Regions from separate parts of the Homo sapiens genome. Here region 1 is linked to region 2. The links are chromatin contacts, found by Hi-C or POLR2A ChIA-PET in ENCODE. All regions are on one chromosome and are shown on one strand. Each heading gives the region's core, a stretch centred on a gene start or an enhancer-like site at or near the end of the contact. The rest is flanking DNA. Distances are from core to core; before and after follow the strand shown. Region 1 overlaps NDC1 (NDC1 transmembrane nucleoporin). Region 2 has its middle 45 kb from the start of LINC02812.

Evidence for each region. A loop is a pair of places that touch in the nucleus more often than their neighbours do. ChIA-PET counts read pairs that join two places held with the same protein, here RNA polymerase II (POLR2A). Pooled maps may share reads with other maps.
Region 1: a pooled map shows a loop between it and region 2 (2.5-fold over the local background). The contact joins two enhancer-like sites. A Hi-C loop is called at or near these places in 2 of 50 pooled maps. POLR2A ChIA-PET finds 5 or more read pairs at or near these places in 3 of 52 experiments (OCI-LY7, Panc1 and activated naive CD4-positive, alpha-beta T cell).

Annotation. Positions count from the first base shown.
Region 1 is chr1:53,764,578-53,767,277 of GRCh38, reverse strand. NDC1 (NDC1 transmembrane nucleoporin) reads left to right here. Exons shown (of 18, transcript NM_018087.5): 18 at 1-1,800. Among named protein-coding and RNA genes, the nearest start is that of GLIS1, 27 kb to the right of the region's middle. Within about 2 kb of position 1,402, at least 3 of the 41 ENCODE cell types and tissues checked have a DNase peak (open chromatin) inside an H3K27ac peak, as active enhancers do.
Region 2 is chr1:53,412,259-53,414,958 of GRCh38, reverse strand. No RefSeq gene overlaps it. Among named protein-coding and RNA genes, the nearest start is that of LINC02812, 45 kb to the right of the region's middle. Within about 2 kb of position 1,303, at least 8 of the 41 ENCODE cell types and tissues checked have a DNase peak (open chromatin) inside an H3K27ac peak, as active enhancers do.

The sequences.
Region 1 (2,700 bases), core at 153-2,652, 350 kb before region 2:
CTATGAATTTATTTTGTATCATGCTAGTAAACACGAAGTATTAATGTATGGGTATTTTCCCAGCTAGTTTTGCTTTCTTTTTCTGGAGCAAAACATTAAGTGATTGCAGAGTTTTTCAAGCAAGAGAAAAAGGTTTGCAAAAAAACCCAGGAAATGTTCCCTTTTTTCCCCACCATTCATCTTCATTAGATCAAATTCTGTGAAACTTGTCTGGTCTCTCAAAGGGAGCAGCCTCTGTAGTGTTAAATGGCTAATTAAAATAGGAAGATCTTTATAGCCAGAAACAACTTAGTCATCAAATAGCAAGTGAAACCAAAACGTCAGAGGGATTACTGTACTTGGAAGTATGTTGTGTGTCCCAAATGTGAACGAAGTATTGTTAGAATTTATTAGATCAGCTTCTTTGGAGATCAAAGATTGGAAATCCTAGTCATAGATATTCACTGGACTGGCTTTGGACTGAAATGCTCCTTTGTAATTCTTTTCCTATTGTCTTTTCCTTCTAGTGTCCCAAAATATTTTCTTTAAAGTCAGCACAGTACTGTATATGAATCTTTAATGTGGTATCATATATGTCTACTTTTGTCTGATTCATCGATGTATTATATCTTTATAATTGAATATTTTAGCTCCGGGTCCTGTTGCCCCTTCAAGCAGTACATGCCAAATTATAAATAGGTGCTACTGGCCTTGAGCATATCACTGTGGGACAGTTCCCCAATTGTCAAGTGTTTAGATATGTAGACTATTGCCATTTGTTTTTTTGTTTTGGTTTTGCTTTGTGTCTGAAGCTGAATTGATTTCTTTTTTTTGAATGTGAAAGTTGAATTTCAAACGTAGTCATTTCTTACAGATGGCCAAGACAGAAAATTGTGGCTAGGTTGACTGAGAACTGTTGTCTTCCATGTATTAACACAATTAAGCTTTTTATATTCCACTCTCTGTGCTGACCCTGGCTGAGGCATTTTGGGAGACAAGGACTCTGAATCTTCTGCTTCCATTAAAGAAGAACTGTGATATTCAACATTGGATTTCTGAGAATAAAGATAGGATGATTCCTTTGAACTTTGACTTACTTGTATAAAATGTCCAGCTAGGTTAGGTTTTTGCCATTTCCTATATACTTTGGGTAAAGCTACATTTGATGAGCAATGTGAATGTTTCTGAGAATGTTCATTCCTGTTTTCTCTTAAGAGAATGTGCTGTGTACTAAATACAGGCCACATAGTGTCTGCCTGTTGAAGATCTGGAAACTGCCTCCCCAGATCTGTATTGTATTTGGTAGGTAAGGGGGTCAGTTTCTTTTTCTCATTGTGTGTTGATAATCTACACACCATCTGTTGGAACCAGGGTGTTATTATGGGGAACTCCTCCTGTGTACTAGGAGGAGGACCTTAGGGAGACCAAGAGGAGAGAAGCATTTCCTTTGATGAAGTCACATCCTGTCTATGAGCCCACTAATGCTGTAACATTGGCCTGAAAGAGAGTGTTCTTTAAAAGCCTTTCTCGGCTGTTAGTATAAAAACATGATGGTATCAGCTCTTAGCATGTTTGCTTGACCCTTATGGAAGGTATAAATCCACAGAACTTCCTTCCCAGAGAACTGGGAAATTGTCCTAGAAATAAACCTTGTACAGTTGAGTGGACATGGATAAGCAACAATTTGTTACTTTGCAGGATTTGTTCCTTGGTAATTGTTTGGTGTGTCATCCTGTAAATATTCATGATAGTCTGTTTATATCCTTTTGTATATCGTTGATACTGGATTGGGTAGAAAAATAAATTGGCAATTTAAAAAAATGGAACAGTTAATTGAAATATGTGTGTTTATAAGGTCAATTATTTAATTTCTGGGCGGGGGGGTGGTGGTGGTGATGTTTCCTGAATCATTTCAATTTAGTCTCAGAGTTGTTGCTTATAAAACCAGAAAGAGTTGAACTTCTTGAGAAGTCAGCTTTTGCCCTTAACCTAGACTGATTTGGTGGGTTTCATGGTAACTCTAAGGAGCCTGAATTCAGAAAGTCTCATTCTTTGTTGTCTTGGCTGACAAAACTAAACAAAGGGTGGAGGTGCTCAAAGCCATCTCTTAACAGAAGTTTCTTTTCTTGCAATAGTGTTTCCAAATGGATCGTATTCCCCTAGGCTAACAGTTACGTCTGTCAACGTTACTTAAATTAATCTGAACTTCACCTCTAGGTAGTTGAGGTACCTCAAACCCCTTCTAGCTCTCCCAAGCCATAGTTACCTTTCTTTACAACCAAATAGCTTAAAACAAAGATGGCTTTCATTCATCAGTTAACAATCCAGCTATGCTTACCAAGCTGCTGGCCATTTTTAAGTAAGCAAAATCTTTATTGTTTTGAGGGGCAAGAAAGGGGATGGATAAACACATACCTCTACAGTTCTGCCATGCTCCTAAGCAGCCTTGGCACAAGTTGCTGTCGTGATGGGCAGGTTGATGTGGAACTAGCTGATCATTCACAAACATTCACTGAGTGTCTCTTATGGCACAACAATTAGAAATAAACTGAACAAGACAGTCCCTGCTCTCAAGGAGTTTATAATCTAATGGGGTATTTGAAACCCACTGTGCATCGGAATCACCAGGAGGGCTTAGTAGCTATGTAGAATCTGGGCTCCACGATAGTGCAGATTTTGCTTCAAGAGGTCTCAGCTGGTTCCCAAGAGATGTAGTTTTTA
Region 2 (2,700 bases), core at 54-2,553:
CAAAATTAAGTGCCTCACCCCAGAGGCTATGAGGCCTGTCATGGTGTGGTCCCTCCTGGCCACTGGCATGGGTCACTTCCCACGCACTGCCTAAACCTCACACAGCCTTTCAGGTGCCCGGCCCCTCCCCTCCTCTGTCCATGTCCATCCCACTGGCCAGCCCATCTGCCCCTCACTTGATCTTCACTTCAGCCCTTCAGGATTCCACCTGGGCCCCCTTTGTCTGGCTGGGATGGGTTCCATCCCCGTCTGCCAACAGCTATCAGGGAATAAACGAAGGCTTTAGAGTCCCAAGATGTGGGTTCCAATCCTGGCTCAGGCTTTAGACAAGTTTTTGAAACTTAGTTCCCAACAGTGGAAGATGACTGCCTCCCTTGCACAGTTGTCCTAGGATGAGCAGAGCATATTCACATCAGTCTTCAGATGTTGCAGTTGTTATGGTTACTATAATTTAGCCTCTGTGTGAAATTCAGGTCATGGTAACTACCTTTCTAAGGTATGAGGATCATGTATACTGATGGGCATGAAATATTTGTAAACAAAAAGCCCTTGGATAAAGTTTATTATTATTTGTATCTCTATCAGCATATTCATTCATTCATATTTTTTTTAATCCATCCATTCACTCATTTAACATTTACTAAATTCCCAAAAGCTGCTACATGTTAAGCTCAGCAGGGAGGTTAGAAAGATGAGTTTGAGTTTGAAATACCTCAAAAGAGCTCATAGCCTCATGGGGGAATCAGACAGGGAGGCAGTCAAGTCTCAACCCAGGAGCGGAACCCTGCAAAAAGTTGGGAGCTGTGGGATATGGGGGAACCAAGGGCTTAGGGATGAGTTCCAGAAGAACAGCCCTGTACTTGGATCTGGAAGGATGGGGAGGGAAGGGCATGACAGCTGGAGGGAACTGTATTGGTCAGTCAATATGGGCCAGAGGGGTGAGACGGCTTTTGGGAGTCAGGAAACTGCAGCATCAGACTGAGGATCCAAGCTTCTGGGGCTGTGGGTTAGGGGGAAGGAGAGTGGACGTGGGGCGGGATGCACCTGGGAGGCGGTGGCAGGTCAGGAAGGTAGACTGGGCCTGAGGGTGAAGGTTCCAGGTGCCTGTGTGCTCAGGAGGTGGGAGGACCCTGCAGCTCCAGCCAGGCTGCAATCCCTTTGAAGGCAGAGAGGTTCTGAGTCATCTTTCTACTCCCACAACGCTCACAGCACCCTCACCACAGTGCAGTCTGGAGAATCCAGAGGGGAGACATGTGATGGGCAGTTCTGAAGATGAGTAAGCAGAGCCATCCCCAGCTGCCACCCCGGGCTTTGCCTCACTGTACCCCATCACCCACCCCTCATGCCACCAAGGGGTGCAGTGGCCTGTTTTTGCCAGGGAGCTGTACCATCCATATGACAATAATACAAGTCAACAGGATGCTACAGAATTTGACTTTTGGTAAATTTTGCTGCAATGCACTTAGCTACAAAGAAGGGCAGTCCATCTACCAAAATGCTTTTGAAGTGTTCAGGAAATGACTCACTGTAAAGTTTAGGCTTTGAAAACACCTCTGTGGGACAAGGCCGACAAGTGTGTAGGTGTTAAAAGAAACACTAAGTTATTGACTAGAAAATGGGCAATAGGGTATGTGAGGATAAACTGTCAGAGGCTGGGGGTTAATGACCTTTTCTCTTCTTGCATGTGGAGAAATAAGCACTTGGAACAGAAAGGAGCTCTACCCAACTACCCGGAATGCAGGCGGGCCTGGGACTATGTGACTACCACCCTCTAAGTGAGGTTTTGAAAATAAACACTTGAAAGTCTGCCCAGATTGTTGTAATCTTATTAATCTAACAAAGAGACTCAGTGGCTGCCTTAACCAGGGGTTCAGTGTTTACCATGTAATTTGTAACAAGCTGATAAACACACCCTGGCCCCACTTGAAGAAAAATCTCCTGCTCCCTGCAAGGAAAGCAGTTGGCAGAAAAACAGTAATCGAGGATTAGAAACCAAAAAGACCATGCCTTAGGTTCCAGGCCACCTCCCCTGCCCCCTGGACTGCCAGCCCCCTGCCATCTCCAAGTTCAGAGGTGTTGTGTGTGGCTTCTCCTGGTCTCGCTCTCCTAAGATCTGTCAGATGCTCTGGCCCTTCCCAGTGGCCGGACTGTCCATGGACAAGGAGCTCCCTGTGTGGGATTTCTGCCTTGGGGTCTTTCTGCAGGGTCTGGGGCCATTCTCCATTCTGTGGGGGAATTTAGGCCTGTCTTCTGAGCTGACCCTTCTCGCTGGTCTGAGGGCATTCCAGAGGGCAGTGGTATTGGACAGCAGTGTTGAGCATGGCTCTTCTTGGAGCTCTTGGTTGCATTCCACAGGGCAGCCTCTGGTGATGCAGCAGAAACGGGATTTATTGGAAGAGCAGCGGGCAGGAGCCAGGGCGGTTATGCCAAGTTAGCACAGGGACAGTCTACTGATCCCCCACACTGGTCAGCCACCCTTCCCCATGCGGCCACCAGCCCTGCAAGGCATCTCCAAGAAGGGTCCCGGCACCTTTGTCTCGCTCCCTCAGGATCAAAGTCCTAAGCCTCCCCCAGGCCCACCTTCTGCCTCCTTCATGCAGGGTAAGCCCTGCCTCCCACAGGGACCCCCACAGAGGGAAAGACATTTGGATGCTGGGTAAGTTAAGAGATGAAAAATGCCCACTTCACTCCTCTGAATCA